2 separate regions of the Homo sapiens genome follow, and region 2 is linked to region 1. A link is a loop called in an ENCODE intact Hi-C map of the cell type or tissue named here. Cell type or tissue: tibial artery. All regions are shown on one strand. Region 1 has its middle 11 kb from the start of ACCSL. Region 2 overlaps HSD17B12 (hydroxysteroid 17-beta dehydrogenase 12).

Region 1 (2,500 bases):
TTCAGTGCCCTTTGAAAAACAGTCCCTGCAATGTAAGTGGTTTGAGCCAGACTGTTCCCCAGGGGGCAACCAGGTAGCAACCAACTGGGTAACTGGCCTTCGGCCCCCGCTGGAGGAAAGTGGGCAAGAGCCATTAGGACCCCGACATGGTGACCTTCCTCCTCCCCAGGATCCCCATTCCAGGTCACCTCATACAACCTAGAGACCAGGCCAGACCTAAAGGAATTGTTAGGGTCCTGTCACTGTGGCCCAGGAATCTGTGAAGAGAATACTCTGGGCCTGGATTCAGACAGGTCTGCAGTCAGGCCCAAGCAAGTAGCATGAACTTGGACAAGATTGAGGAACCTCGCTGGGCCTCAGTTTTGTTACCTATAAAATGGGGCCAAGGACACGTTCCTCATTGAATTGTTGGGAGGCCCGTTATATGGAACCCAGGGCCCAGTATTACAGATTCCCAGGTTCTATGCCAGGTGCTGTGGTGCACACCTGCAATCCCAGCACTTTAGGAGGCCAAGGTAGGTGGATCACTTGAGGCCAGGAGTTTGAGACCAGCCTGGCCAACATGGCAAAACCCTGTCTCTACAAAAAATACAAAAATTACCCATGTGTGGTGGTGCACACATGTAATCCCAGCTACTTGGGAGGCTGAGGCAGGAGCATCGCTTGAACCCTGGGGGCAAAGGATGCAGTGAGTCAAGATCGCCCCACTGCACTCCAGCCTGGGTGACAGAGCAAGACACCAGCTCAAAAAAAAAAAAAAAAAAAGATTCCCAGGTTCTGGCATGGACGGGCCAGGGTCTTGCCAGGTAGGTTCCTCTACCTCTCTCTGGACCACAGTTTCCTTGATGGGTTGGGGACCTTTTGCAGTCTCTTCCCACTGGCTGCACCTCTGTGCCTTCCAGGCTGCTGTCTCCAAAGTGAGTTTGTATGAGGCCAGTGACCACTTAGAAGCCCAGAGAACTGAAGTCAAGGGAGAAAAGGTTATGCAATCTGGAGGGATGGGGAGAGCTGAGGGCAGCTGGGTCAGTGTCCCTGGAAGAGGAATTCTCCTCCTTTCCCCATCTCCCACTGCCTACCTCCACCTTTCCCCAACCTTGGAACCTACAGGCCTTCTAAATTAGGCCATGCCAGATGTTGTACTTGGAATTTGTTTGCTTTTGGAGCAGAGATGCCAAAGGGGTGGTAGCAGGAACAGTCGTATTTGCCAATTCTGGATTCTAATCCTATCACTAGATTCTGGTTGTGACAGTGACCAAGGTACCCAACCTCTCTGAGCCCTGAGTCCTGTCTGTAAAACAGAAATACTAAGAGATCCCAAGAGCCACCAGCGGTTGCAGTGGGTCAGAAAAGAGATGCAATTGCCTGCTCCCAGCCTTTCTGAGGTCACGCACGCGCGGATGGCGCACTGGCTGCTCCTTGTCTGGCCTCTTCTATACTCCTCTCACCCGCTGCTTCTCTGAGTCTGCAGTGCTGGCTGGCCTGAGTTTTCTGCACTAGGCAAGAAAATAAGGGTTTAGCGACCCCTCTTGGCAAATCCGTGTTACAGCTGCTGTAGTCAGGGTGCCCGCAGCAGAGAGGCTCCCAGGCTGTGGAAGGTGAAGTTTTTCCACTGGGTAAATCTTCACTCTACTGTCAACATTCACAAGGTGCCTGCAACTGATTGATTTCTTCATTCTTGTCTTCAGTCATTGAAAGATTAGTTAGAAATGAATATTCAACAAATATTAACTAAAAACTCCCTGTGTGCCTTGGAACTATGGTAGAACGTGAATAGTGTACAGACCAGAAGGGGGCCCAGACCTTAGAAAATTGCATTATGGTATTCATCCATCCATGCATCCATCCATCCATCCATCCATCCATCCATCCATCCACTTGGTCATTCATTTATTCATTCACAGACATTATTGAGCTCTTCCATGGGCCAACCACCCTTCTTTGCGTTTGAGAAATATCAGTAAACAAAGCAATTGAAGACCTCTGCCCTCATGGAGTTTACCTTCTAGAGAAGGGGACTGAAAATAAACGATGCATGTAATAAATGAGTACATTATATAGTATGCTTGAAGGGGAAAAGTGCTATAAAAATGAAAGGTGGGATGGAGGAGGGGGAACTGCAGTGTGGTGAGCATGAGGAGCGGGTTGTAGAATTAAATAGGTGGTCATAGCAGGACTCTGGGAGAAGGTGAGCTTTGAGCAAAGCCTTGAAGGAGATGAGGGAGTGAGCCAAGCAGGTATCTGAGGACAGAGTAGCCCAGACGCTGGATTCATGTTAGAGCCAAGACTCTAAAGCACTGCCTACCTGTTGTGTTTTATACAGAGGGCATGAACAAAGTATGTGGGAACATAGGCATGGGTCCCTTTATCTGCCTGAGGAGTTAAGGAGGAAGGCTCCTTGGAGGAGGTGATAAAAGAGCTTAGACTTGAAGTATAAGCAGGAATGCGCAGAGTGGGCAAGCCTCTGACAGGGCTTTCCAGTGGAGAGGCAGCATGTGCAAAG
Region 2 (2,500 bases), 210 kb before region 1:
AGGTTGTAAACTGTTGGTCTGTGGGCCAGAGGTGGCTGACGAACACATTTTGATTGGCTCAGTTTTCAAAGTTAGGAAATTTTACACCGAGATTTCTAACTTCTCTTGGGAAAAATCTGAAAATTGGGTAACACAGACCTGAATTACTACATGGCAGCAAGTGACTAGAGCTGAGTAGCTTCCGGATATATGCAGTAAGTTAGGCCTGCAGCTCTCTAGATTGCCACAGTCCCCACCAGTCCCTATTGTTTGACTTCTCTCACTCATTTACATTACCTCTCTGACCTTTCAGGCACTTGAGTTTGGGTTCTTCTGTTCCAGGTGACTCCAAGTGTTCAATGTACTCAAACAGAATAACTGCTTGGAGAAATTGAAGGACTAGAATGACATCGACTAAATTAATCTCTTCTGTCTTAGTCCCTCTGGGCTGCTCTAACAAAATACCTTAGATTGGGTAGTTTATAAAGAGCATAAACTTATTTCTCAGAGTTCTGGAGGCTGGGAAGTCTAAGATCAGTGCCCCACCAGATTTGGTGTCGAGTGAGGACCCCATTCTTCATAGATGGAGCCTTCTTGCCATGTCCTCATGTGGCAGAAGAGGCAAACAAGCTCCCTCAGGCCTCTTTTATAAGGGCACCAATACCACGTGTGAGGGTGGAACCCTCATGATGTAATCATTTCTCAAAGGCCCCACCCTCCTCTTAATGTCACCATATTGGGGATTAGGTTTGAACATACAAGTTTTGGAGGGGTGGAGGTTGGGCGCAGCGGCTCACGCCTGTAATCCCAGCATTTTGGGAGGCTGAGATGGGTGGATCACTTGAGCCCAGGAGTTCAAGACCAGCCTGGCCAACATAGTGAAACCCCATCTCTACCAAAAATACAAAAATTAGCTGGGCATGGTGGCACGTGCCTGTAATCCCAGCTACTCAGGAGGCTGAGGCAGGAGGATCACTTGAACCCAGGAGTTTGAGACCAGCCTGGCCAACATGGCGAGACCCCATCTCTATCAAAAATAAAAAAATTAGCCAGGCATGGTGGCTCACACCTGTGGTCCCAGCTGCTCAGGAGGCTGAGGCAGGAGGATTGCTTGAACCCAGGAGGCAGAGGTTGCAGTGGGCCAAGATCGTGCCACTGGACTCCAGCCTGGCTGGCAGAGTGAGACCCTGTCTCAAAAAAAAAAAAAATTTGGAGTGGAGGGACACAAACATTTAGACTATGGCATCTTCCACCCCATGATTCTCTGAAATCAGAGTATGAGACCCTTTGCATGCTTTTTGAAAATCTATTTTTTCCTTTTTATACCACAGTGTATTCATTGTATGTCACTTAGCCAGAAGTGTCTTATGCGATGCCCTGCCCATGGAGTAGATGATAAAAGTTTAGATGAATGGACAGATGGGTGAAAAGCACGGAAACATTTGTTTTTCTCACCTGGATTTGCCTCTGGCATGTGACACAATGCCAGTAGGGGGAGCCCTCTATTAATTTGAAAATCCATGAGAACAGTCTCCGTTCAGCAGTCTAATTGTATTTAATTTAGGAATTATGTTAAGAATGCATCCGGGCACCCTGCTTCAAGAATTTAACAACATTAGGAATATGATAAATTATGGGAAGGAGAGTAAAACCCTCACCACTAATCCCCATCCATGGCTTTTCTAGATGAAGGCATTCCAAGTTAATAGCTAGTCTTTTAATTCATTTTGAAATTAGTTATCATTATGCTCCTAAAAAATTCCAAATTATTGGATACATTTAGTCCTTAGAGTGTCATAGTAATGGCCTGCTTCAGGCATAACTACAAAATGATGGTTTTGCCAAACGGCATGATAACCACTCTGCATTGTTTTCTTCTTCCAAAAATGAGAGAGTAGTTATAGATTGGTACTGATGTTGCTTTTCACCTCCAAATGAAGCTAGGTTATAGGATAAATGCCTTATATACGAGTGAAAATGAAAAATCTCTGACAACTTTAGAAATTATTTTCTCCTCCCCAAACCTGTCACTTTTGAGAAGTTAGCTTATTTTGGAAAAATTTAGGTATTGGAAACTCTTAGCATACTATAGTATGTGAAACTTATAAAAACTGTGTATGATTGTATATGCAGTCTTTTTTTTTCTTTTTTTTTTTTTTTTTTTGAGACGGAGTCTCACTCTGTCGCCAAGGCTGGAGTGCAGTGGCGTGATCTCCGCTCACTGCAAGCTCCGCCTCCCGGGTTCACGCCATTCTCCTGCCTCAGCCTCCCGAGTAGCTGGAACTACAGGCGCCCACCACCACGCCCGGCTAATTTTTTTGTATTTTTAGTAGAGACGGAGTTTCACCGTGTTAGCCAGGATGGTCTCGATCTCCTGACCTCGTGATCTGCCCGCCTCGACCTCCCAAAGAGCTGGGATTACAGGCATGAGCCACTGTGCCCGGCTGGTATATGCATTCTTTTTTAAAATTTTGTTTAGAGTTTATGAATTATGGCTTTGGAATCATTATTAATTGGCATG

What was found. Hi-C counts contacts between places; a loop is a spot of excess contacts. Peaks named below come from ENCODE experiments on the same cell type or tissue, not always from the same donor. Only the 100,000 strongest peaks of a DNase experiment are listed, where the experiment ranks them.
Region 2: a loop joins it to region 1, with 8 times the contacts of the local background. A loop is called at or near these places in 4 of 110 quality-filtered maps.

What each region holds. Positions count from the first base shown.
Region 1 is chr11:44,036,036-44,038,535 of GRCh38, forward strand. It overlaps a transcript of ACCSL not described here. Among named protein-coding and RNA genes, the nearest start is that of ACCSL, 11 kb to the right of the region's middle. In tibial artery, a CTCF peak has its summit at 1,532 (motif pointing left); a DNase peak (open chromatin) is centred at 1,436; H3K27ac peaks cover 2,255 bases.
Region 2 is chr11:43,823,958-43,826,457 of GRCh38, forward strand. The region is part of intron 6 of HSD17B12 (hydroxysteroid 17-beta dehydrogenase 12); the gene reads left to right. Among named protein-coding and RNA genes, the nearest start is that of ALKBH3, 56 kb to the right of the region's middle. In tibial artery, a CTCF peak has its summit at 1,427 (motif pointing right); no DNase peak of the experiment used is centred here.